Regions from separate parts of the Mus musculus genome. Here region 1 is linked to region 2. The links are chromatin loops, found by intact Hi-C in ENCODE. Cell type or tissue: gastrocnemius. All regions are shown on one strand. Each heading gives the region's core, and the rest is flanking DNA. Links, peaks and the distances in the headings are about the cores only.

What was found. A loop is a pair of places that touch in the nucleus more often than their neighbours do. Peaks named below come from ENCODE experiments on the same cell type or tissue, not always from the same donor. Only the 100,000 strongest peaks of a DNase experiment are listed, where the experiment ranks them.
Region 1: it touches region 2 in a loop (3-fold over the local background); 2 of 42 quality-filtered maps call a loop at or near these places.

The regions. Positions count from the first base shown.
Region 1 is chr2:29,331,811-29,346,683 of GRCm38, forward strand. No RefSeq gene overlaps it. Among named protein-coding and RNA genes, the nearest start is that of Med27, 7.6 kb to the right of the region's middle. In gastrocnemius, for the core only: no CTCF peak of the experiment used is centred there; no DNase peak of the experiment used is centred there.
Region 2 is chr2:29,264,540-29,280,572 of GRCm38, forward strand. No RefSeq gene overlaps it. Among named protein-coding and RNA genes, the nearest start is that of 6530402F18Rik, 20 kb to the left of the region's middle. In gastrocnemius, for the core only: no CTCF peak of the experiment used is centred there; DNase peaks (open chromatin) are centred at 6,839 and 7,430.

The DNA.
Region 1 (14,873 bases), core at 6,423-14,422, 70 kb after region 2:
CACCTTGGCAAAAGAACCTTTACTGGCTATGTATGTGTGGTGGCCAGCTGTAGCCAACTGCCACTCTGCAACTGCCACTCTATAACTGCCACTCTGTAACTGCCATTCTGTAACTGCCACTCTAACTGCCACTCTGTAACGGCTTCCCACATCTCCTCCTTTTTGTTTTAATAAAATGAGGCTGGTCTAGGCCTGTGCAATTACGTCCATCCGCCGTGGCTCCTGTTTTAGGTCATTCCTCTAATGTCACAGCCTTTCCTGTCATAGGGTAACCCTATCGCCACTGGGCCCCGTGTCTTAGGTTGGTCTGTGCATGAGGAAAGTTGCCCGTCTCTGGATACCGCAGTGCTGTGTGACAGTAACTGCTAAATGACCTAGGGTGAACTCTGCAAAAGAGGCCAGCCAAAAAATGAATTAGTGGGGAAATCATGATCACCCTATTGATGAGCAAGGGCTGATCAATGATCGTTGAGTCTCTCTCATCCCAGTGCCATTGGGTTCAAGAGCAGAGAACTCAGATGCCAACTAATTCTTGAGCATAGATAACCAAATTTCAGGGGAGGTGCCGTTTTCAATAGCTAAAAGTGCCTGAGTTATAATCACCTTGTCATGTTTTTGTTGGGTTCTGAATTTGCATACCAACCAGAGCATGAACACCAGTCCACAGCATATGGCAGCACCAAACAAAATCACTCCCACCCATTCCTTAAAGTAAGAAAAAGCAGAGGTAAGCCAAGAGGTAAAGTCTCCGAGGGTCACTGGTTCCACTCTGGTCCCATTAAGGTTCAGGATCTGCATCTGCAGCCTCGTCTGCAACCTCTCCAGCTCCTGCGACCAGTTCCCCTTCAGGTAATTCGATAGGTCTGTACTTTTAATAAAAGAATCATTAATATACCTAATGGGAGTAGTGCACACATGCGGAGTGGATGCCACACAACTCATTTGTATGACATCCATCATCTGTTCCATGTTATGTTGTAAAATATCCATTCTCTGATTCACTAACATTAACCCTGAGGCGATATGAGAATCTGCCCTTTGCAGGGTAAGCAATGCCTCAGACTTTTTTTTGTTTTTTGTTTTTGTTTTGTTTTGTCTTGTTTTTGCTATCTGACTTATAGTGTCAGCAGTATTAATTTGATCTGCCCAATTAGAGATAATCTTTTTCTTTAAAAAAAATTACAGGGTGTAAAAGGTTTATCCACATTATGCACAAAGCATAATGTATAATTTAAATGAAAACTAGTATTCTTATACACCCATGGTTCTTGAGGAGTTTGTCGTGCATAAGGCACATCCAAAAAACATTCCTTTGCAAAAAACAAAGGCTAGGTAGAAGAATTGGAATGTACCGGTAAAGGTACTGGCCATGATCTTACTATGGCCCACAAAGGTATACTTATCCCAGTCTCAATCATCAGGAACAGGATCATCTTGGGATTCATCTTGATCTTTCACGGTCCTTGTCAGTCATTCTGGGACCCACAGCTGTTGTCAATGATCCTGGGGAAACAAACAGACCCTCTCGCCCACGTCAACACCGTCAACACCTGTGGGCAATGATTTCCACGCCCTTATGGCAATCTGATTCACCTGCTCAAACACCTGCACTGGATATCTTGTCTGTTGCTGTGCAAAGCGACCTTGACCAAGCAGCATATCCCTATCCCATGCTGGATTTCCTGCAGCAGAGTTAGCCACTGCCTGTTCATTTGCAAATTCAATAAGGAAGGCTTTCCAATCTAAATACTGCCCAGGTGAAAGGCATGCCTTCCTCCTCCTCTGCCTCGGCTCTTTTATTTTGTCTTTTCTGTCCACCTGATAACACTGTGTCTCCTTTCTTTTTCCTTTTTCTTTTTAAGCCCTTCTCCTCTTCCGACATACTTTCTTGTTGCTCTGTAAGGATTTTCTGACCTGTCTTGACTGCCTCTACACACAGTTTCAAACAGTAACAGAGTCCATATATCAGAACAAACAAGACCAAAACTATCAGACCTACCCACAAAGGGTCAATAGGAGAAAAAAGCATAACTCATGAACCTTAACTTGTCCCAAAACCGGGAACCTTAACTTGTCCCAAAGCCGGGAACCTTATTGTCTCAATCCTTTCTTTCCTTCCTTTCCCTTTTTTTTTCTCTTTCCCCTTTCCTTTTCTTCACTATTTCCTTTTCTTTATCACTGATTCCTTTTATTTTTCCTCCCTTTTCTTTTCCTTTTTATCCCCCTTTAACCCGGGGATCAATTTGGGAGACTTACCAGTACCACCGTTCCTCAGCTGAAGAGTTCTGAATTCACGCTGTTGAATCCTTCTCAGCAGCCTGTTTTACAGGAACCTTTATTACCACCGTTCCCCAGCTGAAGAGTTCTGAATCCACACTGGATCCTTCTCAGCAGCCTGTTTTACGGGAACCTTTATTAACACCGCTCCCCAGCTGAAGAGTTCTGAATCCACACTGGATCCTTCTCAGCAGTCTGTTTTACGGGAACCTTTATTAACCGCTCCTTCCCCGTGATGCAGTTCTGAATCCTTCCTGTAGCAGGGGGTCTTCGCTCGTGCCTGAAGATGTTTCTTTTCCCGGGTTTTCGGCACCACTTCTTGCGCGCGCTCGACTGGCCAGGAAGAACGATGCTGCAACAGGATCCTTCTGCACACGTTTATTGGGAGAGCTTGATTGTAGAGGCGAAAAGACCTCGAGCCCAGAACTGGTGCTGCTTTTATAGGCCTAGGACAGGCGTTCTCTCTCATCTGATTGGTTAACTTGTCTCTCATCTGATTGGTTAACTTGTCTCTCATCTGATTGGTTAACTTGTCTCTCATCTGATTGGTTAACTTTTGTCAATTCTCAAAACCTCACCTTGGCAAAAGAACCTTTACTGGCTATGTATGTGTGGTGGCCAGCTGTAGCCAACTGCCACTCTGCAACTGCCACTCTATAACTGCCACTCTGTAACTGCCATTCTGTAACTGCCACTCTAACTGCCACTCTGTAACGGCTTCCCACAGAAAATACTTCATTGGGGCTGGCTTACAGTTTCAGAGGTTCAGTCCATTATCATCATGGTGGGAAGCATGCCAGTGTGCAGGTAGACATGGTGCTGGAGGAGCTGAGAGTTCTACATCTTGATCTGCAGGCAGTAGACGGTGACTGAATCTCACACTGGGTGGAGCCTGAGCAAAAGAGACTTTGAATCCAGGCCACAGAGTGATGCATTTCCTCCAACAAGGCCACACCTCCTGATAGTGCCCCTTCCTATGGCCATGTATTGAGATACATTGAGTCTACGGGGGCCAAACCTGTTCAAACGACCACAACCAGCCTGGCCTTGAACTCACAGAGATCTGCCTACCTCTGCCTCCTGAGTGCTGGGATTAAAGGTGTACGCCAACCCTGCCCAGCAGGGAACTTTTTCCTTAATTGACCATTAATCTACTTCCAATCCAGATCTTTGAGGTAGGAAAAGAGACCTTTAATCTGGGCCATAGCTCCTGCTGACAGCCTATATTAAGGACATGGAAGAAGGAGGCTTGTTCTCTTTGTCTGCTTCCCCTCACTCTCACTGTTAAGTCCGTTCCTTCACTGGCATACACTGCAGACCAACTTAGACATCTAGCCTCATGGATTGAACAACTACTGAATTCTTGGATCTTCTACTGGTAGGCAGCCATTGTTGGACTAGCTAGACCACAAACTGTAAGCCATTCTAATAAATTCCCATACACACACATATATATGTATGTATGCAGGCATGCATGTATGTTTGTATGTATGTATATATATATATGTATGTATGTGTGTATATGTATGTATGTATGTATATGTATGTGTGTGTGTGTGTGTGTGTGTGTATGTTGTGTGTGTCTTCTAAACCACAGGGAAACATGTTTTATTTGAACCCTCACTGAGCCTTTTTTCTTTCTTAAAATTTTTCTCTAGTAAGTTACATTCCAGTCACAATTTTCCCTCCTTCTATTGTTCTCAGCTCCCCACCCCCATTCCTCTCTCCTTCAGAGATCTGCTCCTCTTAAAAAAAAAAAAAGGAGCAGGTGTCCAAGGGATATCAGTAGAACACAGCACAACAAGTTACAATGAAACTAAGCACAAACTCTTTTTTTTTAATTAATATTTTCTTCATTTACATTTCCAATGCTATCCCAAAAGTCCCCCATACCCTCCCCCCACTCCCCTACCCACCCACTTCCACTTCTTGGCCCTGGCGTTCCCCTGTACTGAGGCATATAAAGTTTGCAAGACCAAGGGGCCTCTCTTCCCAATGATGGCCAACTAGGCCATCTTCTGCTACATATGCAGCTAGAGACACGAGCTCTGGGGGTACTGGTTAGTTCATATTGTTGTTCCACCTATAGGGTTGCAAACCCCTTTAGCTCCTTTACTTTCTCTAGCTCCTCCATTGGGGGCCCTGTGATCCATCCAATAGCTGCCTGTGAGCATCTACTTCTGTGTTTGCTAGGCCCCAGCATAGCATCACAAGAAACAGCTATATCTGGGTCCTTCCAGCAAAATCTTCCTAGTGTATGCAATGGTGTCAGCATTTGGAGGCTGATTATGGGATGGATCCTTGGGTATGGCAGTATGGTCCATCCTTTTGTTTCGGCTCCAAACTTTGTCTCTGTAACTCCTTCCATGGGTGTTGTATTCCCAATTCTAAGAAGGGGCAAAGTGTCCACTCTTTGGTCTTCGTTCTTCTTGAGTTTCATGTGTTTTGCAAATTGTAACTTATATCTTGGGTATTCTAAGTTTCTGGGCTAATATCCACTTATCAGTGAGTATATATCATGTGAGTTCTTTTGTGATTGGGTTACCTCACTCAGGATGATGCCCTCCAGGTCCATCCATTTGCCTAGGAATTTCATAAATTCATTCTTTTTAATAGCTGAGTAGTACTCCATTGTGTAAATGTACCACATTTTCTGTATCCATTCCTCTGTTGAGGGGCATCTGGGTTCTTTCCAGCTTCTGGCTATTATAAATAAGGCTGCTATGAACATAGTGGAGCATGTGTCCTTCTTACCAGTTGGAACATCTTCTGGATATATGCCCAGGAAGCACAAACTCTTATATCAAGGCTGGGCAAGGCAGGAGGACAGTGGTCCCAAGTGCAGGCAAAAGAGTCAGCCCCCCCCCCCCCCCCCGGCTGTTGGGAGTCACACAAGTACACCAAGCTACATAAGCATAACGTATTCGGAGATGCAACAGGCTCTCTGATCTTTAGTTCAGTTTCTGTGAGCCCTCATGAGCCTTACTGTGGGCTGTATTCTCATGGTGTCCTTGATCCTCTGTTTTGAGTCTCTTTCTTAGGTGGTTGTTACTGAACAAATTTGGCAGCAGAAGATCAGTGTTTATTTTTCCTCTTCTTAAAGATAAAAAGATGCATTTATTTACCTGAAACAGAGTCCCGTTATGTAGCTCTAGCTGGCCTGGAACTCTATGTAGACTGGGCTGACCTTGCACTCACAGGAATCCACTTGCCTCTGCCTTCTGAGTGCTGTGGTTAAAGATGTGTGTGGCCATACTTGGCATTACAGAATTTTATTCTATTTTAAGTGTGTGTGGTGTGTGTGTGTGTGTGTGTGTGTGTGTGTGCATTCAGGTGTCTAAGGGAGCCAGAAGAGGACATTTGATTCCTAGAGCTAGAATCACAGATTCTTGTAAAGTACAGATGTCGGGGCTGGGAACCAAAATCACGTCTCCTACAAAAGTAGTGCATGCGTTTAACCACCAGGCTGCTTCCTCAGCCCCGCGTCTCCTTGAATTAATAGATCCTCCCTGCTACCAAACTTTATGCTGTGAGCTCTAGGAAGAATCCAACTTCTTAGTCTGCTTTTTGTGTGTGCATGTGTGTCTTGTGTCTCTCTGCATGTTCATACATGAGTGTCCACACATGTAGAAGCCAGACATTGACACAGGGTGTCTTCTTTATTGTGCCCCATCTTAGATTTTGAGACATGGCCTCTCACTGAACCTGGTGCTCACTGATCAATCAGCTGTGCTGCCTGGCCAGTGACCTCCAGAGGATCGATCTGTTTGTCACCTCCTCTATCAGTGCTGGGAGTCCCAGCTCAGGTACACCTGTACTTTACTGACTGAGCCATCCTCCTAGCCCCTACTCCTTGTCTTCTAGATGCAGGACCACATGTTGTTGACTGAAGAGAAGGCTCAGAGATTCAGAGTGCCCATTGCTCTTCTGGAGGACCCAACTTTGGTTCCCAGTATCTCACAACCACTTTGATACTCCAGCTCCATGCGGATCTGACACCCTCATCTGACCTCCATCAGTACCCGTATACATGTGGCACACACCACCCCGACACACATACACATGTATAAAAATAATAAAAACAAATGTTTGTTTTTTTTTTTAATGAAAGAGTGCAAGCTTGGAAGGGTTAGGGGCTCTGCCTAGGCTCATTTCCAGGGACCTCTCTGACTCTGGGGTAAGTTTGATCTCTGCTGTCACCATCCTGTGGTCTTCAGTATCACATTAGAGTCCTGGTGGGCAGAAAGCAAAAGAGCACAGGAGGAGCCTGTACCACCCTCATTTTAGATGGATAGTAATAGACCTGCTACTAAGCACTTTAAACATGATTGACATCTGAGACTTAGCCAGGTAAACATAAAGGAATATATAATCTACCTTACATATTTTCATGCTGTCTATTGGGCTATCCCAGACCATTGCCCCCCACATCCAGGCTGCTGCAAAGTGCTGACTACATTTTGTGTCCATATATACTGAATGACTAACATGAATGTGGACTATGCCCTAGGACTATGAGCTGCCTCCGCTCAGTCCTCAGCCCCACCCCACAGTGTCTTAAGCATTGTATTTTATGATTACAGGTGGCTCAGTGTCATTGTGGTTGATCCAGGGCAGGTCTTTCCAGTGACATTCTGCCCAAAAGTACTGTGCATAGCTTTGCATCTAGGGTGTCCTTAATAATTATTAATTGATGAGGATGTCTTCATTGAATGCTTCAGCTGCTTGCTCTCAGAATACAATGGGAGTCACAAGCGTATTTTAATTAAATACTGACAACCATAATTCTGATTGTCTGCTCTCATACTCCCGAGCTTGTAGCATCCAACTAATGGCTTGCTCATTTTGGAAGATGTTAGCAGTGGGGGGGCTGCCTTTTACCCAAACAGAAGATCATAATAATTAAAATCTGATATTGTGGTGCAAGATGAACTCTTTTAAAATAATTTATATCCCGCCAACACACACAGATGCGGGCATGTACATGCCAACATCCTTGAGAATTTACAACACCTCAGAGAACCCCTGTCCATTTCTTTCTGAAATGAAAAGTTTTCTGTTGACGTGATAAAAGACTCCTTACTAGGTTCAGGGGAAATGTGTATTTTCACTGATCAATTTCTCAGTTTCCCAGAAGAGGGGAGCCACGGAGAAATTCAGAAAACTAATGACTGCAGGAGCAAATTCTATTTGTACTTTATTGCTCCAATCAGGGTGAAAACTACCGAATCACAGAAGGAGACAAAGGAAGATGCTGGCGGAGTTGGGGGGGGTGCAGGGGCTGAAAAAGATGAAGAGATGACTCTGATACAGAGAGATAGAGTCATTTGGAAAAAGAGACAAAACGGCAGGCGTACTACCCTGCATTGACTGATTGCTTCAGTGTACAGAGCCCAGCCTCTGTGTCCAAGGCGTTGGCGACACAGTGGGGATGCTGGAGAGCTTTAACCAGAGGTCCACGTTTAGGATTTCTGGGGACCATGAACCACCACAGATGTCACAGAATCTCACATGGGTAGATATGGATGAGAGCAGACAAATCCAGTGCATCTTCCCTCCTAGGGACAAAGGACACACTCAGGGTTCCTTCTCCTCCTCTCCCCTTTACCTTCTCTTCCTGCTTTTGTTGTTTGTTGTTTGTTTGTTTCAAAGCAGGGTCTCTCTAAGTAGTTCTGACTGTCCTGGAACTTGCTATGTAGACCAGGCTGGCCTTGAACTCACAGGGATCCACCTGTCTCTGCCTCACTTCTCTTCTCATTTTGATCAGGGTCATTCTTGCCCTGGAACTCTTTGTATCCATCCCAGCCTTGACTTCACAACAGTTTCTTTGCCAGTGCCTTCCATGTGTTAGGATTAGGGGTGAGAGCCACCGTGCCTAGCCACATCTTCTAACCCTCTAGGGACCACTAAAAAACAAGTACACAAAGCCAGAATTTAGGGTCTCCGGTCTTGCCAAGCCAAGCCAAGGGACTCAGATACTTTCCTTTTCAGTTTTCCTTTTGTAAAATAGGAACAAACACCATAAAAACCCTATATTCCAAAGTTGAGGAAAAGTCTAACCCAAATAGAGAACCCTGGGACACAGTTAATTGACAATGTAGTAGCAGCAGGACCATGCCATTAGAAATCTTGAGAACAAAAAACACCCACTGCTAAGCCTTGCATGGTTCTTTATCAAGAATCCCCCTGTGGTGAGTCACAGACACCTTCTCCTAATGGATATGTGTAACCCCACCCCCCCAACCTGAATTCTGGCTGGTCAGGTTTGACTGCTAGGAGAGCATCGGGGTGGAGCCTACCACCCTATCGGTCTGCCACTCCCACTGCTGCTACCTGCCTCCTAGCTGTTCCGGAGCCAAACACATGGTCACCTGAAACTGGACTCCAAGGATGATTTGGCGGGAATGGGCCCCTTCCCCTTTCTTCATAACCTGGTGCACTGAATAGTAAAATTGAGCTTTGATCAGAGCCTTGTTGTCTTAGCTCCATTCTTTCTCTTGTTCGTCTAGTTCCCTTTCTTTCAGGTTGAGTCTGCCACTTCAGCCATACCCCGTTCCTCGAGAGCTGTTGGACGGCACACAACAGATATGTTTTTCATGTGTTTACTATATACCAAGTGTTATTTCAAAACTTTTCATTTTTGAGATGAGGTTCACGTTCTAGTCCAGGCTGGCCTCAAAATTAAGGTGATCTTCTTGCCTCGGTTTCCAAGATCTAAAAAAATTTACCTGCCTATATAGCCATTAAAGCTCAGGGTTGTTTTATGGAAATTAGTTTTAAGATAACAACCCAATTCCAGCACTTGGGAGGAAGAGGCAGGCAGAGTTCTGTGAGTTCAAGGCCAGCAAGGGTCATAGTGAGTCATGTTCTCAAATAGACAAAAACAAAAGCAAACTAAGTAAAAACTTATCAGTGGCACACGCCTTTAATCCCAGCACTCGGGAGGCAGAGGCAGGAGGATTTCTGAGTTCGAGGCCAGCCTGGTCTACAGAGTGAGTTCCAGGACAGCCATGGCTACACAAAGAAACCTCGTTTCAAAAAACAAAAAAACAAAACAAAACAAAAACAAAAAACCTAATCAGAGGTTAGGAAGGAGAAAAATCTACAGCCTGAAATTATTATTTTTTTATTTATATGTATGTGACATATGCATGTGTGTGGTGTTTGTAAACATACATGTGTTGGGTATTCATCTATGAATCTGTTGATCGGCTAGCAGCCAGCTGGTCTCAGTTATTCTCCTATCTCTAACCCCACAGCCCTGGTGTTAGAGGCTCGTGTGTGTCCTTTTTTCCTCTGGCCCCAGGGATTTAAACTCAGGTTGGAATGGCTGCACAGCCAGTACTCTTAGCCACTGAGCCATCTCTCCAGTGGATGTCCTTACAGCCCCAACTCCTGCCTTAAGCAAAGCTGTAATTAGCAGCACTGTGAAGGTGAGGTTGATGCCTAGAAATGAAAACTACAGTTGAAGCCCAAGTCAACGGAATGCTTTTCCTTCGCAGCACCGTGAATGTGTTCAAGGAGCACTTGAGTGTTGTCTCAGGCAAAACAACACTGGGAAACAGATTTTTGTGTAGAATTTATCTTTTAAAAAGTTAGCCTATTTTTATTTTATGTGTATAAGTGTTTTATGTGTGCACATCACATGTGTGCCTGCTGCACATGGAGGATAGAAGAGGTCGTTGGATCCTGTGAAATTGGAGTTACAGGTGGCTGTGATCAGTCACATGGCTTCTGGGAGCCAAACCTGGGTCCTCTGTAAGAGCAGCCAGTGCTCTTAACATTGCAGCTGTCTCTCCAGTCCCCAGAATCTACCCTTAAACTTTCAGAACCAATGGATTAAAGTTGAGATGCTACAGTCAGGCTGAGGAGAAGGTGGGAATTATTAGGCACACACACCATTCTGTCAGCATAGCCTGGCAGAAAGGAAGAGTTTGCTTGCCTTCTGGACTGTGATTTTACTTTCCCTGCCCTAAAATCATGAAGCCACCTAAAATAATGGGTAGTGACATCATTTCTAACTTACAATTCATATATATATATATACACACATACATACATACATACATATATATATGTGTGTATATATATATATATACATATATATATACATATATATATATATATATATATATACATATATATATATATATATATATATATATATATATATATATGAATTGTCATGTGGCAGGACTGCTGCCCAACACCTTGGTACATTTGCTTGTCTTCCTCTCTCCAAATAAGCATCCCCGTGGTATTTCCTTTCTTATATCGACACAGTGACGGTCTTTTTCACATAGTATAGATGTATTCCCCCAAACAAGGGGATCTTCTTCTGTAATCACAGCATGATGAATAATGCCATGGAATTGTCATGGGCAAAATGCTCACAACTAATTTACAGACCTTTCTCAGACTTCCGCAGCTGTGTCAGTCCGACGAGCCTAGGGACAGCATTGCGCTCTGTTGTCAGATCCTGAAAGCAACCCCTGGCCTGGAGCAGCTTCTCTGCCTTCATGAGCTCTTGTTAACACAATATTATTATTCTGTTCAAAACTCCAACAGGTCAATTATTCTGTTGCATGCATTTCAGTTTGAGGTTAGTTTTCAGTTTAGGTTCTTATTAAATTCAAGGTTTGCATTCTTGGGAGGGGTAGTGGGAGCAGGAACCGAACAGAAGTCTCAGTGTCTCCTTTCAGTACATAGTGTCTGGAAGAACACAGTGTGTTCTGTCCCCAGTAACACTGATCCTGACCCCTCAGGTAAGCTAGTGTCTGTAAAGTCTAGTCTATTTTCTCCCCATTTAAAAAATGTATTACTGGGGGCTGGAGAGATGGCTCAGCAGTTAAGCTCACTCTTCCAGAGGTCCTGAGTTCAATTCCCAGAGACCACATGGTGGCTCACAACCATCTGTAATGGGACCTGACGCCCTCTTCTGGTGTGTCTGAAGACAGCTACAGTGTACTAGTATACATTAAATAATAAATAAATAAATAAATAAATAAATAAATAAATAAATAAATCATTTTAAATGCATCATCATCATCACCACCACCACACTATTATTATTGCATGGTATGGATGTTTGTGTTTATGTCAGGGGACAACTTGTGGAAATTGGTACTGCTTTTCTACTATGTTTGGCTTGGAGACTGAATCCAGGCTGTCTTTACCTGCTAAGCAATCTTTTATATTACTAAGCTTTAAAAAAGATGTTCTGAGATTTTTTTTTAAGTTTTAAATTTTATTTAATTATTTAAAAAATCTTTATGTGTGTGTGTGTGTATTTTTTTTTTCTGCTTGCATCTTTGTGTATGCATCATGGTGTGTTGGATGCCCAAACAGATCAGACCTCCTGGAACTGGAGTTACAGATAACTGGTTGTGAGCCACTGAGTGGGTTCCAGGAACCTAATTCAGGCCCTTTGCAAGAGCAACAAGTGCCCCTACCTGCTGAGCCAGCTTTCTAGTCTCTGGTTTGTTCCTTTGTATCGTACACACCTGGTTCTGTGGCATTCTGTCTGTTACAGTGCTGTGTAACCATTCATTTACATTGCTCTGTAAGCGTTTCCATCTGCCATCCACAGAGACTTTTCCAAGTCCACTTTCTTTAATGTTCCTGAGATGACAGGCTAAACTCTTCTTTCCCTGAAGCTTCCCCATAACCAATTCAGGTCCTGGGACTGGAGACTGAATCCAGAGCCTCACATATATCAGACAAACAGTCTACCACTGAGCTACATCCTTAGGTACAGCTGGTTCTTTTTGTTGCTCCTAGAAACCCCAGAAGGGCTCATCTTCCTGATTGATATGACGACACAATGAAGGTCAGCATCATGAACTCCTTCTTGCTCCTCTATCTTCTCTGTTCCAAACTGTGTGTCCATAGTAGACACGGCCGAAAAATAAGTAAGATGCCTTAAACTGCAGCACCAGATTTGGGAAATATTTTGTTTACACCCCAAACTCTCTTCTTTCTACAGTGTCTATGCTAGAAGTCTTTTCTTTAGATGTGTGAACTTTACTGGAAACCAGCCCCTGGAAGCTACAATTTCACATTCTCACCATTCGATTTTGACTGCTTCTATACTTCATAAAAACAGAATCTTAGGATATTTGTCTTTTTGTGTGTGACAGTTTTGCTTCCTATAGTTTTTTGTTCCAGTTTCATCTGTGAAATTGTCACTGGCAAATGTGTGCCGTCCCTCTTCATTTTATTTTATTTGTACGGGTATTTTGCTTACAAGCACACTTGTACACCACGTGTGTGCTGTGATCTTGAAGGCCAGAGTAGGGCAAGAGATCCCTTTGGACTGCAATTACAGCTGATTGTGAGCTGCCATGTGGATTCTGGGAACCAAACCCACACCCTCTATAAGAGCTGCCAGTGCACTTAGTCACTAAGCCTCTGCCCAGCCCCCAAACATGTCTTTTTTTTTTCTTTTGGTATAGCACCCATGCTGCACCTATGCTGACTTTTAAGTCCTAGACTTCTGATTTACTCTCAAGTTCTGGGGTTACAGGTCTTTATCATCACGCCTAAACAATAAAATGATTCATGAATCTGCAGATGTTATTAGGATGTTATCTGATTGGCATGTGTCAGAATTTCCCTCTTAGGAAAAAAGGTAATGTTAAACCTGAGAATCTAGAGGAGAAAAGACCAAATCCACTGTTGTCCAACTAAAGTAATCTATTTGGGGGTGAATCTAGAGTGGCTAGCCAGCTGACTCACCCCAAGTCAGGATTTGGGAGAGCAGCCTGTAGTGGCTATTCCTGGTTGTCAACTTGACTATATTTGGAATGAACTACAATCCAGAATTGGAAAGGCTCACCAGTGACCCTTATCTGGAGGCTTGGAGATCCTTATCTGGATCTTGGTATGGAGATCTTGAGCCATAGTGGCTATGGATTCCAGAAGATTGAATCTTGGAGTTTAAGGAACACACCTTTAATCTGGGCTACACCTTCTGCTGGAGACAATATAAGGACATTGGAAGAAGGGAGTCTAGCTCTAGCTCTTGCTCCTTCGCCTGCTTGCTGTGTGAGACTGAGTAACTGCTAGATCCTTGGACTTCCATTCACAGCTGCGACTGAACAATTGTTGGGAATTGGGCTGCCGACTGTAAGTCATCAATAAATTCCTTCACTATCTAGAGACTGTCCATAAGTTCTGTGACTCTAGAGAACCCTGACTAATACACAGCCCCTTGAGGTCCTTTTTATAGGAGAGTGCTCACACAGACGACTGTTAGAAAGATGCAATGAAAGGGAGGAACAAGGGGAGGGATGCTCATCTAGTGAATGTGGTCACGAGTTTAGTGTAGAGGTTGAAAACGTGTTTTGCAGCTTACCTAAAGAACAAGAACTTGGCAGGGCAGTGGTGGCACACGCCTTTAATCCCAGCACTTGGGAGGCAGAGGCAGGTGGATTTCTGAGTTCAAGGCCAGCCTGGTCTACAGAGTGAGTTCCAGGGCAGTCAGGGCTACACAGAGGAACCCTGTCTCGAAAAACCAAACAAAAACAAACCAAACAAAAAGAACAAGAACTTATTCTTTTTTTTTTCTTTTAAGATTTATTTTTATTTTATGTATGTGAGTACACTGTAGCTGACTTCAGATGCACCAGAAGAGGGCATCTGATCCCACTGCAGATGGTTGTGAGCCACCATGTGGTTGCTGGGAATTGAACTTAGGACCTCTGAAAGAGCAGTCAGTGCTCTTAATCGTTGAGCCATCTCTCTAGTCCCAGGAACTTATTCTTAATTACAAATAAAAACCCTAACTTGCAAGGACTTAACATGAGGCAAATAGAACTTATTCTTTAATTACAAACAGAAACTTTAGCCTGCACAGGACAGAGGAACTTATTCTTAACTGTCTTAACTGCAAACAGATCCCCTAAGCTGCAAGGTCTATTTTCCCTGTTTTGATCTTCCATTAACTTGAAAGGTATATTGTCCATTTTGATGTCACAGTATATATCAATTTGTATCATATATAATCACATTTTGCTTATTTGCTTATACGTTGGTAGATATCTGGCTCCTTTCACACTTGACTATAGTGAATGAGGTTGCGGTGGATATGGAAGTACAAACATCTCATTTAGACACTGCTTTCAATTCTTTTGGACACATACCATAATTTCTATTATTATTATTATTGTTAATTTACTTTTTGGACACAGGTCCTCATGTAGCCCAAATGTTTTCTATTTCCTTTTAAGTTTCATAAAGAAAAACGTTTTGAAACTATATAGAATACCTTGCTGTTTCGAAAAAACATCAATTGATTCATACCTTAACCAATTATTTAGGCTGCCAAGTGGCAGTTTTCTTGTATCACTCTGCCTTCATTTATGTGTTGGCATTTTACTACAGGTAAGAGAGTTCTTCCCCTTTATTTATGAATATGGACTCATTCATGTACTCTGGGGACATTTTATTGTTTTGAGAAATTCCTATGTGACTGTTCAAATTTTGGAGATACACAGTGGGCTTCTGCATTTCTTTGTCATTCACTATTAAGCAAAAGGAGAGGACAAAATGACTTCCCTAGATGGAGATCATAACTTGTGGTCAACTCTCTCATT
Region 2 (16,033 bases), core at 3,249-11,248:
GTAACAACTGGTGGGAGAACTCCAAGCAGAACTTGGAGGGAGCACCAGGGATGTGGCTTTATGAGTCCTCTCAGGCTGTGGTGGGCTTTTTATGGATGCAGCTGTCTTTAACAGCTCCTGAAGGAAAACTCACTGGTTTGCTAATCTAGACTTGGGCTGAAACTTTGTTCTCTTCAGTGCTCTATCTGTGGTGAAGAGATGCTTGCTCACATCTATCCAGGAAAATTCTCATAGCAACTCATTATCACTGTTCAAAGACAGCATCCTGTTCTCAGGCAAGTAGTTCATGCTGAAGGGCTGTGAGGCAAGTGGCTTCCTCTCCAAGGTCAAGGCAAAACACAAGCCATGACAACAGAGAGCTTACCTGCAGAACATGAGCAATGGGCAAATTGGTGGCAGTTGGTGAATCTAGGGGATGGGTATAGAGGAGTTAACTTTACTCTTCCCAAGTAGGTTTGAATATTTTTCAAATTAAGAAGAAAAAACAATTAGATTTCATTTCCAAGAAATGGGCACTGGTACACAGAAATCCATACAATAAGGAGTCATTACTGTGCACATGGAATGAGAATTTTATCTTAATAGCTATTTTTATTTTCACCCAGATGTTTCAACACTGCTCTGCAAGGGGTCCAGAGCTTGGCCCTGTGTTGGGTAGGATAAAGACTGCCCCTGACCAGTTACCAGGGGACCTTGAGTACTCATCTTCTGAGTCCAGCTCCTGGCAGGGTGCTGGCACACTGAGATACTTACTACAGGCCTGCATGATGAGCACATGAAGCAGACAGACACAAAGTGCGGCCAAGTTCTGTGGGGGCCACCTAGAGGTCCAGGCCCTGGCAGTGGGATGGGGATTCTGGGAGGGATGGAGTCCCCGCAACATCAACTTCTGAGCTCTAGGCTGTTTGTTATTTAGAGATAGCAAGAGATCTGGCACAGGGCACTGGGTATGTGGGCTTGGGCAAGGAGCAGACACTGAGCCCCATTAACACCTGCTGGTCTGAGCCACCAAGACACCTGTGTTAAGAACAGTAATCAGGTTAGGAGAACATGATTGGATAATTCAATTGCTGTCCTTGGGGGATTGCTGTTTAATTAACGGACACTGAAGGCAGAAGTAGGTAGTGGAGGGAAGCAGGTCTGATCAGCTAGCAGCTAGCAGGACTGGGATACCCTTGCAAAGTAGGAGCCCTGAGCTCTGCCCTACTTCCACCTGAGGGGCAGGAGCGGAGCATGTGACACCAGCTGGACGAAACACCATATCTGAAGGAAACCCTGTTCGCTTGATCCACTTGAACACACTTCTGACCTTCAAATCAAAAGGCTTCAAACAATTCGTGTCCCACAGTGAGCCTGTGACACCAGGAAGTTCCTTGGCTTGTCTCTGTTTCCTCTCCAAGATCACAGATGAGAGGCGAACTCATTCCATAGGGTGAGAGACTCATTCTAGGAGCGTGCTCTCGCACACGCCTCGAGTACAGCTGAGCATGAGGGGTCGAGGAGAGCTGCCTTTTATTTGGCTCTAACCTGAATACATTGTTTTTACAGTGTCCCAGAAAATGCCTGTTGAATTTAAAGTTTTATTTTTAAAAAGTACCAATTCACATGTCTTGGACCCAACAAAAAATCTTTTTGGCAAATGCTAATATCCATACATTTTTTTCTTCTTTTTTTCTTAATCTCTTCCTTTCTTTTTTCTCTCTCTCTCTCTCTCTCTCTCTCTCTCTCTCTCTCTCTCTCTCTTTCTTTTTCCTGTCTCTCTCTCTCTCTTTCTTTCTTTCTCTCTTTCTTCCTTTCTCTCTCTCTCCTTCTCCCTCTTTCTCTCTCTCTCTCCCCCTCTCTTACTTTTTTGTTTTTTCAAGACAGGGTTTCTCTGTGTAGTCCTGGCTGGAACTCACTCTATAGACCAGGCTGGTCTTGAACTCAGAAATCTGCCTGCCTCTGCCTTCCAAGTGCTAGGATTAAAGGCATGCCCCACCACTGCCTGGAATATCCATATATCTTTTGTGAATATAAACTAAACAAACAACTCCCCTCACCCCCACTCCCACCCCCAAACAAATTAGCTGTCCTGGGCATTTGCAGAGATGGTTGGAGGGCCACTTATGTTTAGGGGCAACTAGGCCAGTTAATCGTGAACTAGCCCTTATGGTGCATCTACTGTATGAGAGGACTCATGCTCAGCATCAGTGAGAAAGCTGGCTTCTCTCTTCATGGGTGTTTCAGGTGGGCCAGGATGGCCATTGTCCTTCCAAGGATCTGGGAGCAGGTGTCACTTCCCAAGATTCAGATGTCACCAGGACAAGAAACAGGGAGTGTGCAAAGGGGGGTAATGTTTGGTCCCCCAAACAGTAAAACAGAGTCATTCTGGGGCCCACCCCTTCTCCCTGGCGGTGCTGAGGAAGGAACCTGAGAGTAAATGTCACAGCTCCTAGCAGCCCCAGCTCAGGCCTGGCAGTGTAATTGGCGATTTCCCAGATTGCAGCAGTGTTCTCAGCTGGTGCTGCCACCAGGCGCCTGGCCCTGCAGGCTCTGCGCTCTGCCTCCCCTCTGAATGGTGTCCTTTCAGCCCCCTCATGGAAGCAGCTCCTTTGTGGCATCTGTATTCTCTCTCAGCTGCCATCATACTAGGAAAGCTGAGCCCTCTCCCCCAGGGTTCCACATTGTCCTGATCTTCCCAGAAACTGCTGAGGTGCTGGGCTACAAAACAACCGGTCAAAATCTGCCTGCTTCAAGGCTGGCATGGGAGGGAACGATGCTTTCTGAGCTGCCTGACACTTGTGTGCCAGGAAACAATGATCACGGTTCATGAACAAGCTAGCTGCAGGAACTGGGGCCTGCTGCCCCTGAAGGTACAGTTTTGGGGAGGAGCCAGGCTTTAGGAGAGAGTTTAAAAGAACAGGATGAAACTATGGTGTAGCAAAGTACAGAACTAAACAGCCAGTGTGTGCGCATGGAGTGTTCTTAAGGGTCATTAACATTGACAGTGTGACTCTCGACTGGACGAAGGGTGACACTCTCATTCATCATTTTTAATGGCAGCTCTGGTTCCATTTTCACGTGGCATTTCGTATCAACAAGTCTCCCAGGGGTACTTTGCTTCTGGGAATAGTAAGTAGAGGTGGCTGTTCCCATCTGCCCGAGGAAGGCCACTCTGGCCTGCCACTGCTCCCAAGTCTGCAAACCCAAGACTGGCACTACAATCAGAAATGGCTGAGACTACATTCACACAGTCACTCAAGGAACATTTAAAAGTGCCTACTGTGGGCCAGGGAGATGGCTCAGTTGGTCATGTGCTTATCCTGTGAGTATGAGGACCCAAGTTTGATCCTCAGAATCCCCCAAACAAACAAACAAACAAACACAAATAACAACAAGCACAACCCAACCTCTGGGTTACTGGGCTGTAAAAGAGTACTGGCTGATTTTCAGAGTCTAATCCCAGTCCCCATGCTGACAACCATCAGAAACTCTAGTTCCCTGAGGAATTCTGGACTTCATGTATATGATGCACAAACATACAAACTAACTACCCATACACATAAGCTAAATAAATCTTTTCCACACTTGTAATTATACTTGTAAACTCTGCATGGGGGCAGAGAGGAAGCAGGAGGAACCCTGGGGCTCACTGACCAGGGTGTGTAACTTAATCCACAAGCTCCAGGCTCTGTGAGCCTGTCTCAAAAAACAAGGTAGGATGTGCCTAAAGAAGATATCCAAAGTTGACATCTATCAGACTCCCTGTCTCCGTCTCCGTCCCTCCCCCTTCCTCCCCACCCCCCCATCCCCGACTACTATGCCATCAGTACTGATCAGGCCTGGAGGCATAGATGTTCAGAGCAGCCCAGTCCATCTCATCAAGGACGACTGCTAACAGATCCTGCCATAGCCCCTTAGAGCAGCGAAAACAGCCTAAGCAAGGTTTCCCGGAAGAGCAGGCATGGCACTGGACCCTGAGGTGTGAGTAAGTGTCCATCTAAGTTAATAAGGGGGATCAAATTAAGGATAGATTAGTATGTGCCCAGAGACATGAAGAGAGAAAGAGGGCAGCTTTGAAAGCAACACACCTGGTTATAGTGCCCATCAAAGACAGTCATGGTGCACATTGATCCTACAGCAGTCCAAAACGTGAGACAATACCCAAGTGTCTGTTAGCAGGAAACGGATAAAGGAGGTGTGGGGTGGCCATACAATGGACTTCAGCTACAGAAAGGAATGGAGTCTGTGGTGACTGGACTTAATTGCCAACTTGATTGGATTTAGACTCTTCTAGCAGAGTGATGAGGCCCTCTCTGGGTGTGTCAGTGAGGGATCTCAGAGAGGGTAATCAGAGGATAAGATTTATCGTGAATATGTATGTGGCACCAGCTCATGGGTCATGCGTCTGGATGAAATAGGGAGAAAAGAGGAGAATATCACCAGTTTATTCTTCGTCACACATGGGTCCAAGTAACTATGGCCCAGCCAGAAACCTTGAGCGAGGTCCCGAGGACCCAGCTATACCACTCCTGGGTGAGCATATACCCAGAAGATACTCTAACATATAACAAGGACACATGCTCAACTATGTTCATCACATCCATATTTATAGTAGCCAGAATCTGGAAAGAACCCAGATGTCCTTCAACAGAGGAATGGATATAGAAAATGTGGTACATTTATACAATGGAGTACTACTTGCTATAAAAAACAAAGACTTCATGAAATTCACAGACAAATGGATGGAACTTGAAAATATCATCCTGAGTAAGATAACCCAATCACAAAAGAACACACATGATATGCACTCACTGATAAGTGGATATTAGCCCCAAAGCTTAGAATATCCAAGATACAATTCAGACCATATGAAGCTCAAGAAGAAGGAAGACCCAAACATGGATGCTTCAGTGCTTTTTAGAAGGGGGAAAATACTCATAGGAGGAAATATGGAGACAATGTATGGAGCAGAGACTGAAGGAAAGGCCATCCAGAGACTGCCCTACCTGGGGATCCATCCCATATACAGTCGTCAAATCCGAATGCTATTGAGGATGCCAGCAAGTGCTTGCTGACAGGAGCCTGATATGTCTGTCTCCTGAGAGGCTCTGCCAGAGCCTGACAAATACAGAGGCGAATGCTCAAAGTCAACCATTGGACTGAGCTCAGGGTCCCAGATGGAGGAGTTGGAGAAAAGACTGAAGGAGCTGAGAGGGTTTGCAGCCCTGTGGGGGGAGTAACAGTGTCAACAGGCCAGACCCTCCAGAGCTCCCAAGGACTGGACAACCAACCAAAGAATACACAAGGAGAGACCATGATGCTGGCCACATATGTCACAGAGGATGGCCATCAGTGGGAGGAGCGGCCCTTGATCCTGTGGGGGTTCAATGCTCCAGTGTAGGGGAATGCCAGGGTGGGAAGGTGGGTGGGGGCGCACCCTCAGAGAGACAGAGAGAGGGGAGATGGGATAGGGGGTTTCCAGAGGGGAGACCTGGAAAGAAGGTAACATTTGAAATGTAAGTAAAGAAAATATCCAATAAAAGAAAAAAAAAAAGAACTCTTCCCTTTAAGGTGTTCTCAGGCATTTTAGCTACAGAGACATAAAAGCACCTCATGCAAGAACACTGATGTGGTAACTACACAGAGGGACACGAGGTCTTGGTGCTAAGTGTGAGAAGCCAGACCAAAGGACACTGACCAAAGGACACTGTGTTGTCCTCCTCATGTGCAACACCCAGGACAGGCAACTCTACAGACAGAAGTGAAAAGACAGCGAGTGAGCAAATGGGGAGGGGCTGAACACCAAGGGTCATGGGAGTCCTACCTTGGGGTGGTGATGAAGATTTGGAACTAAATTCCCAGTTGGTACATCAGGATGTGCCAATGCTGTGGCCACTTTCCGATGGTTAGTTATATGTGAATTTCACCTAAAACCTGAAACGAGCAAAAGGGTGGGGAGAGAAAGCAAAAGAGGACAGGCAAGAATCCCCTGGTCACATGACCCGCAGGTTGTGTCCTTTGGGTGTCCCTTGCACATTCCCAGCTTTTGTCACCTGCCCCAGTCTTCCCGGTCATGACTTTGACACTGACACCAGCCATGTTCTCAGATCTCCTTGGAGTCTGAGTGTTCTGCACAGTGGCTATGAGGCAAATTCTGTGGAATGGAGGTCCCAGCGGGTTTGTCCCTGTGCCCTCCCATTAACTTTATGGCCACCTCACACAGAAGGGGAACTTTGAAGTGTTAAGTCATCGTACGGTGCACAGACCCAGGGCCTGTAGTTCAGTCCCAATGCCACAGAGCCCTTACTTGCCACCTTGATGTTCTAAGGTTCCATAAATTATAAAATAGGAAAAATGTTTTGTTTAAAAACAAAACAAAACAAAACAAATCTCTTTTTCCAGGCTGGTGATACAGCTTAGCTGGTGAAGGTACTTGGTGCCAAACTGGAGCACTGAACTCTCAGGTGCCTATACGGTGGAAGGACAGAACTGAGTCCTGGAAGTTATTCTCTGACCCCACACGTCCTGTGGCATGTGCATCATGTGCCCTTCCCCCAACATTAGAATGTAAAACCTAAATTAAAATTCCTTTCCCTCTTCTGGCTCTGGCCCATGAGCTGTGTCTCTATGACACGTCCCTTCTGCCTCTGAAGCCCGGACAGCTCCCCTCCGGGCCCATCACAAAATCATCCACAGTGAGCGAGCCAGGGAGCCAGGAGAAACTGGCCACGGGCAGCTGGGGGACTGAGGGGCTTGCATTGTTTATGGCCTGTCACCATGTTCTTCTTGTAGACGCTCAGTCCATCCCTTGGTTGATCGTGTTCCTTTCTAGGCTGCCTTCCAAGGCAGTCCTGGGGCCAGTATGACATTGGAAGTGACTGGCTTGACTGCTTTATTGATGGCCTGAGGAGAGGGCTGTTAGAATGTGTGGACTTAGGCCAGCTGTCATCTAACTGGATGTGGCTCAGCCACCAAAGATGTCACACAACCCAGCACAAGCATGTTCTCCTCCCGGCTTCCCCATGGGGCCTGTGAGTACCTCTTGAAGTCATCTTCTTTGGGAGAAGGGCCACAGAAAATGTCACGTACCAGTTTACCATGGACTGTTTGTGAGAGTGAAGGCACTTGTCAGGACACAGGGTGTAGATATGCTGCACCCAACACCATGGAATGGCACTAAGGGACTCCAACCAAAGTAGACATCAGATCATGTAGGTTTTTGAAAAATACTGACTCATTTGCCAGCTCCCTCCTGGACCTATCTCAGACAAGACTGTTTAGTCCTGTGCCTGTATAACTCATCGGAGGATAATCGAAGGGCTTCAGGCCTCACACTGATCTGAAACATAGATACTAAAAACGGGAGGGTGAAATGACATTTTTATTGACTTGATTGTAAAGGAAGCCAGAGGACCCAGGGCAGACAGCCAACCCTGTGCTACCACATTGACGCAGGCTAGAGTCCATAGCAACAGCAGATCAGAAAACTGCTGCCCAGGGATGAGGAAACCCAGAAAGAAGGAGGGGGGCTCAGCCCTGAGGGGAGGCTTTGTGGGGTTTCTTTGGTAACAAAAGGAGGAAGCCTCTGGGGCTACAGCAAGTCACCCACACAAGGACACAGGCAGGTCACCCACACAAGGACACAGGCAGGTCACCCAGAGAGGTGGTGGTCATGCTTTATAACAAGGGCTGAGACTCAGCCAGACTCCGGACAGGGTAGTTACTAAACAGCTCACTGGGAGCCTCTCTGCAGCTTGCTCTCTGACACTTGCTGTGAGAGGCAGAGGCTCAGAGAGCCCCCCCCCACCCCACACACACACAAAGAGCAGTGGCTTTGTTTCCCAGTTCCCTCTCCCTCAGAGGAAAGTGGTGACTCTTGGCCTGCTCTGAGTTGAGAGGCACAGCCGAAGCAGAGATGGCCCAGAACAATGGAAGCTGGAGGAACCTAGGCTGACAATCTTAGAAGCAGCCCATTAAGGCCCCAAGATGATCGATACTCAGACGACTCGGGGAGGTTTAAAAGCCTCTGGATAAAGCCCTCTCCCATCAACAGGGCCAAGTGGCAGCAAGGCTGCTTGCTTGGACCCTGCTCTGAGAACCAGAGCCTCTTTGGCAGGGAAGGGAACAGTGATGGGTGGGGAAGCAGGGAGGGAAGGTACCAGGCTACAGAGTTGGCTGAGGTGCCAGGTCAGACAACCTGGGGACCCAGGGACCCCCTGACAGGCCATGGGAGCCCATGTGACCATCTTCAGTCCTGCAGTCTTTGTCAGGATCCTGTTCTCCACTTCACAGATCCATTACTAAGGCTGGTGAGGGGAAAGGGTTTGTCTGAGGTCAGGTGACTACAGGGCTCTGCTTCAGCCTCTGTTACGGACAGCTTTCTCTCTTGAGGCTTAGGAACATGATGCCGATCTCTTTTCTTTGTCATCTTGAAGATACCAGACGGCAAAACATCTATAATTAACTTGTTAAAACCTGATTCAGCCTGGCATGGTGAGACACACCTGGGATCCTAGCATTCAGGAAGCTGAGGCAGGAGGATGGCAGTTCCAGCCCAAGTAGCTGGAGATGTAGCTCAGTGGGTAGAGTGTGTGTCTAGGAGGCAGGAAGGCATGGGTTCAATCCCCAGCACGGCAGAAACCAGACGTGGTGGTGCACTCTTATAATCTTAGCACTTGGGAGATAGAGACAGTGGGATGAGGAGTTCAAGGTCAGTCTCAGCCATATGGAGTGGGTTTGAACCCAGCTCAGACTATAAGAGATCCCTGACTCAAAACAAACAAACCAACTCTAGTGAGCCTGAGCTGCATAGTGAAACAGATAGGCACAGGCTGCTAGCACAGGCTTACCCACCCACATACCTGTAGTCTGAAGGAATGTGACGAGATGTAGTAAAGGCAATGAGATTGATCCCTCAAAACAGCACTGAGCTGCCACATCTGCCATTGGCTTTTGAGGCAAGGAACTGAAGATTTAGGAATTCTGTGAGCTGCCTGAGTTCGTCCCATTTAAGGTTAAATCCCACCCCTCTGACTCTGAAACTCCAGAAGCCCCTAGATGCTGTCTGGAGGCCATTCTTGGAGGTCAGGAGCACAAGGATTAGGCATAGAGGAGGGCCAGGGAGGGCCGCCACTTTCGGATTCCCCCTCAAGGACCCTGGGCTTGCCATGTCACTCTGTCATATCTCATCACTCTCACTGTTCCGATGATGTGGGCACAGCTCAGCCTGGATAGGCTCCTGAGTTAGTAGAAGTGGGGAGGTGCCCCTCACAACACCACAGAGCTACATGCAGAAGCCCAGTCAGGGCCAAGTCCTAGGGCCATAATGTGGATGGCCAAAAGTGTGGCTGGCTATCAAAGCCTCCAGTTCTTAGGATATATGAGCACAAAGATCAGTGGGACCAATGATGTCAACCTGGTTACATCACTGGCTTGACAAAATACTTTCCAAGAACAACTGGTGTTGTGTGTGGGGGTAGGGGGGAGGGATGGGGCTTGTTCTGTCTCAGAGTTTCAAGTACAGACTACTATGATGGTGAAGTCCTGGAAGCACGCATGTGGACAACTAGTTACATTTTGCTACATTATGTTACACTGTGTCTGTCCACTGTCAGGAAGCAGAGTGAAATGAAAGCTTTGTGTGTTTGCAGCCTGGGCCTCCAGCCCATGGGATGAGGCCACTTGCCTTTACAGTGGCTATATAGGGAGCTCACTAGTAGACATGCACAGATGTTTATCTTCTAGCTAATTCTAGGATCTGTCAAGCTGACCATCAAGACTAGCAGTGACAACATTTGACCTAAGGTGGAGATAGGGCATGTGGACAGAGGCCTCAACCTGCAGCCTGTACACTGCTCATACATGTGCAGAGGAACAAGCTGTTCATCTGTGGGCAAAATCAGAAGGGGTACATACATGGATGCCACAGGCTTGCTGAGAACAGGTGTCACTGCACAGGATACCAGGCTGCGCTGTGTGCTGTTGCTGCGATCAGCCAACAGCTGGCTGTGGAGGTGCATTCCCCGTAATCTTGCACTGGGTGGAACAATGAGGCAGGAGGATTACTACAAGTTAGAAACCAGTCTGGTTCTAACACACACAATGAGAGCGAGAGAAAGAGAGAGAACGTTTTACAATTGCTCTCTGGGAAGATAACACAAAAACAAGAAATCCCTGATTTGTACATAGGACATTTCCTGGTGTAAATATCCCTGCCAAGGCTGACTCTACTCGCCAGCATGATGTCACAAGATGTGGGGCTGTCCTCATTCCTGTCATGCTGACTCCAGGGGTGCAAATATCCTCACAAGCTCAGGGAGAGCCAGAGTGCAGTAAAATAATTAGGGAGGCGTGTGTCTTGAGTAGTAATCACCTTTGATTTTAGTATAATTTGTTTAATTATAGGTTCACGTAGTTTAATTTTTAATAAGAGCTAATCTTTAATAGCTCTATTAAGGATCTCTGGAGAGACAGAAGTGCGTGCATATGTGTGTGTTCCTTTTCTCGTTGCTGTGATCAAACACCCAACAAAAAGCAACTTAAAAGAGGAAGGGTTTAGAGGGTATGGTCCACCATGGCCAGAAGGCATGGCAGCAGGAGCAGAATGTGGTTGGTCTCATTGCTTCAGACTCAGGTGTGGCTGCCTATCAAAACTCAAGCCCTGCCCACTTACATGCCTCATCAGCTACCAGGGCATTCATCCAAACTCCAGTTAAGGGGTTATCTCAGATTAATCACCCAAATAATTACCTCTCTACATATGGTTTTTCATTAGGATAGGGTCTCATGCAGCCTCGAACTCACTGTAGCCAAGGACGGCCCTGAGCTTCTAACCCTCCAGCCTCTGCCTCTGGAGTGCAGGGATGTATCACTGTGCCAAGTTTATGCGATGCTGGCAATGGAACCCAGGGCTTTCGTGTTTATTAGGCAAATACTCTACCAACTGAGCTCCAGCTTCAGGCCATATCTGGATATTCTTTAATAAAAAATAATATTTAATTCTCCGGCTTTACATCTGAGCAACACATTTCTTTTCAGAAGAGCAGCTCAAGTTAAAGGCTCAGGTTTCTCTGGAGCAAACATGTTCAATGCACCAGTCCAGGACAAGCACAGACTGCTTTGGGAAGCAGGCACTGCCACGCAGCAAGCAGATAGCAGGCATTGGTTGAGGATGGCTGAGTCTCAGGGCAGAATCTTCCTATACTCCCATCTCCATGAGCAACTTGGAATGAAACATCTACCGACACAACTCCCTCACCACACCTCCACTCTAAACTACCCAGGCCACCTTGGTTCACGGCATCTTCTGCTCCTTAGCCTATGTTTAAGTGGGTACCCCAAGATGACTGTTCTGAGTAACTGTGTGGGGCTGGCAGGGCTCAGCTGGGTGGTTTTTAGTGTCTGGACAATACCGAACACTGATGGCAGAGCAGAGTCCTACCTCTGCGGCAAGGCTTCCCAAGGTGCCTTGCAGGTGAGCTTTGTATGACATTTGACCACTGCTCATAAAATCCTACTTCCGGGATGCATGAGGGAGCACTTGTCTTTAACCCCAGAGTTTGGGAGACAGAGGCAGGCAGATCTCTGTGAGTTCAAGGCCAACCTGGTCTACATAGTTCCAGGGCAGCAGGGCTACATAGTGAGATGCTGTCTTGAAAGTAAAAAAAAAAAAAAGAAAAAAGAAGAGAAGGAAAGAAACAAAGAAAGAAAGGAAAAGAAAAGACAAGAAGAGAAAGGAAAGGAAAGGAAAAGAAAGAAAGAAAAGATCAGATAAGACAAGAAAGGAAATGAAGGAATGGAAAAGAGAGAAACCTGTTTCTTTTTGGCCTGTGACTGCAAGGCAGCCATGCTGCCATTCTTTTTGTGACACCTGGAGACCCTTCTCTAGTGTTTTCCTAGCCATGATCCCTCTCCTCATTCAACCCCTGATTCTTTTCCTTTCCTCCTCTCCTCTTCATTTGCAACTTTCTTGGCCTGGCTCCCAAACTGAGCTACATCCTTCCAGTCTATCTGAGCCTCCCCATCTGGCTCCAAACAGAGCCACAGGCCTTCTTTGTCTCACCTTTGCTCATGTTTGGAATCCCCAGGGTGCATCTCAGTGCAGGACATAACATAGCTAATAGTTGTAGAGCTGTATTGAAAGGAGGAAGAAAGAGCTGTAGGAGGCAGCATCCACAGTCCTGGCTGGCCACTGCCCTCCCTGGTTACTCATCTTCCAGGAGGAACAGACAGGAGACTGGAGAAAAGGCATTGCCAGCGCCGAGCCCTATACATACTTTATAACGCAGGATGCACACTAGTCAGCGGAATTCTGATCCAAGGGGGAGTGGAATCCATTGTCAAAGGAAAGGATATCTGCTAAGTGCAGGACAGAAGATTCTAGAAGGGCCTAGGGAGCTCCAGACACATGAGCAAACAGAAAAAAAGGGAGAGTCAGCTGTTCAGCCATATGGCTTGGCTGCCTGCTTCCCTCCCCACCCCACTTTGCTTAGAAGTTCTGAAGGTGGGCTGGAGCCCCAACCAGGTGCTGTGGGTATGGCCTCCAGTGGGCCAGAACTTACACGTGACTGGACAGTCAGAATGTCAGTCATTTCAGATCACCATGAGAATATCATGTGTGTATGCCAAGAGGCTGAGAACCTCCAAAGAGAGATGCATAGTAACCCAGGTCACGTCTTGGCCAGACAGTGGTTAAAGGGAACTGGGGTGGAAAAATTTCCCAAGCTAAAACCAGTTTCACAAGTCTGCCTTGGTGGTTGGTTTTGGGGAGCACTCCTTGGGAAAAGAGGCCAGAAAACATTTGTGTTCTCTCAAATCTCAGGCTGAGCATTTCCTGGGTCTGTTTTATGGATGTATATTTGGTCTGGGACCCTGGCAGGAGGCCCCTCTGAGTCACGACAGGACAGTCCAGCCCAGTTAGCTTTCAATCCCTAGACCTAGACCATTACCATCTTTAAAGCCTTATGCCTTAACCACCACTATAGTAGGTTTCAGGTAAAGACATGGCTTCTGCTTTTCTGGGCCAGCTTGAGGACGAGCCAGGCTGAGAGTAGAGTTGGACCAGAGGTTGATTCTGGACAAACCCTGAAGTCTTGCATTTTGTAGCTAGAAGTAGGCTAGATAGTCTCCAGCCCACAACTGCAACCTCCAATGCCCTAGTCAGTCACTGTTACTATAACCACTGTTGCTACAGGCATTAGTACAGTCACTGTTATTTCAGTTGCTCCTACCATAGCCACTGTTACTGTGCTGGCTTGCATTACAACCATCATTGCCCTAGCCACTAGATGAGTAGCATTGCTATGGTAACTGTTACTACAGCCACCGGTCGCTGTAATACAAGAGTCATTATCATTACCACAAGTGTTTTTGAGATAACTGCTCCTGTCACAGCCGTCACTGCAACCGCGTACTAAAGCCACTATGATCCCTGTTACTACAGTCATTATCTCTGGAGCTGCTAACACCTCCACAATTACTGAAAACACTCTGCTGCTATCTCTCACATCTGCTGTTACTGTAACTATGACTGCAATCACTGGACCTATCCCTATGGCTACTGTTACTATGAACAGTAGCAATAACAACAGCTTAGAAGGAAGGCTGGGATCTCCCTTCACTGGTCTCAGCCTCCCATCTGTGGGAAGAAGGAAGGAAGGGCCCCTTTCATCTCCATTGCTTCCTGGGTATCTTGGGGTGGCCAGTCAGGGCCTGGCCTGTGACAGTGACTCCCACACGGCTGTATAGGTGGTGATTTTCCCACTCCCTCCACTCTCTGCTTTCTGCTCTTTCCCTCCCTTACGTGCCTTTTGCCACACTTCATGTCTGACAGAACATAGAGTCCATGGTGCTGGATATCTGTCTCATATGGCATTCTGGTGCCCAGACCTGTGTTTGGCACCTTGCAAGTTCAATACATATCTGTGGGTACGTGGAAGCAGGAATGGCTGCTGACTGACACGCGTGCTGGCGTCCGTGCTGTCTAACCTCCACCATTTGCTCCTCTCAAAGATCATCTGTATGTTCCCCCTTTCCAGCTAAGTCAGGGATGCCCCAAAACTCATTCAAGGCCAGCTGCAGCAATGGTAACAGAAGTGACCTATCCCATTTATAAGAACTTTCCCAGAATAAACGTCCCTAAATATCTCAGTGATTGACAGGCAATCAGACGCATTTGAGAGACAAACTAAGTGATCTCCAGCTCTCCTTCCTTGTCCCAGGCTGGAAGCCAGGCCTTCACTTACATTAACTATCTCACAAAGCTGCGGTTACCATGTACACTGGTGTATAGACAAACTGGCCAGACACGAGGGGCCTGGGCATAGAACAGAGATGCATGTGTTTGCTTGTGCACATCACGCAAATGATGGTCAATTTTTTATGTGCAGGGTCTCAGGTCGCCCAGGCTGGCTACAAACTCAGTACACAGTCAAGGATGACCTTGCATGCTTGATCTTCCAGCCTGGCTTTTCAGAGTGCTGGGGTTACACATGTGCATCACCACACCCAGCTTTAAGGAGTACTGGAGATCGAACCCAGGACTTCATGCATTCGAGGCAAGCTCTGGACCCAAGATGGATAATCGTTGGGGGTGGAATTAAAACCAGTTTTCTCCTTCATATCACACAGAAGACAACACCAGAGCCACCTTTCATTAGGACGCCCCAGGATGGTGCACACAAAGCACCTGGAGCCACGCCTGGCCCTGGCGCAGGGTGGCTGACATTGCTCCATCTTCCTTGTCACCTACCTATAGGAAATAACACCTACAATGTATATGTCCAATGTGTTGGTTTGAACGTGACGTGTCCCACTCAGGCTCATGTGTCCAAATACTTGGCTCCCAGCTGGGTGTGCCGTCTGGGAAGGTTGCAGAACCTCTGGGCTGGGAGGCATCACTGGTGGGGGTGGGTCACTGTGGGTAGACCATTTTCCCAGATCTGCTGAGATGTACCACACTTCAATGCAAGCTCCTGCCACCACTGCTGGAGCCCCAGCTACCGACCCTTCTAAGCTGCAACAGACAATTTCTCAAGCTCAGAGTTGGAAGAGACTTTTCCTCACCTCAAGTTGCTTCTGTCCAGTAATTTGCCATAGTGAGAAGAAAAGTAAAAAATTTAAACTGTGACGTTTAGTTTTAATTGTCTGTTTGACACAACCTAGAATCATGTGGGAAGAGGGGCTTGAGGAAGGCCTGTCTAGATCAGGCCTTGTGCGTTCCTGTGAGGAATTGTCTTTATTCCCTTGGTTGATGTGGGATGACTCAGCCCACTGTGAGTGTTGTCATTCTCTGGGTTTGGGTCCTGAACTGCAGAAGGTGGGGAAAGTGAACTGAGCACATTGCATGTGTTCCTTCTTTGCTCTGCTCTGGACTTTGGCAGTGATGTTGTTAGCTGCTTCAAGATCCTGCCTTGACTGCTCCACAGTGATGGACAATAACTGGGAATTATGGGATAAAAGAAACCTTTTTCCATGTCGCTTTTTTTTTTTTTTTTTTTTTTTTTTTTTTTTGCTAGAGTGCTTCATGGAATGGCAGAAGTGAGAGTAGAAGAGCCAACCACAAGGGACTTACTGGGCATCCATTCATGGCTGACTGGGCTCTTTAACTTCTGTGCCAAAGTTTCCTCATCTATAGAATGGGGACAATACTTACTTCGTCGGTAACTCTGAAGCTTTGTTGAAATTAGGCCTCTGTTGTCCGAGTCACAGAGGCTGGCCCACTGTAACGGGTCAGTGAGGAGCAGCTATTTATTATTTTGACTATGGGCACTAATGAGACAGCCAGACGACTGCTTGTGTTGATTTCCTCTTCTCTGTGAGAATACATCTGACAGAGGCAACTTAAGGGAGGGCTATTTTGCCTCATGATTTAATTTGCCTCAAGGTTTAATTTGCCTCATGAGGGATACATTCCAGCTTGGCAGCAAGGCCGAGAGGCGAGAGCTCAAAGTCCCTCCCTGGTCACATTGGATCTGCAGTTAGGAAGCAGAGGGAGAGATGGATGCTGAGGCTCCGTTTGCTTTCTCCTTTTCACTCAGCCCCAGCCAGACTC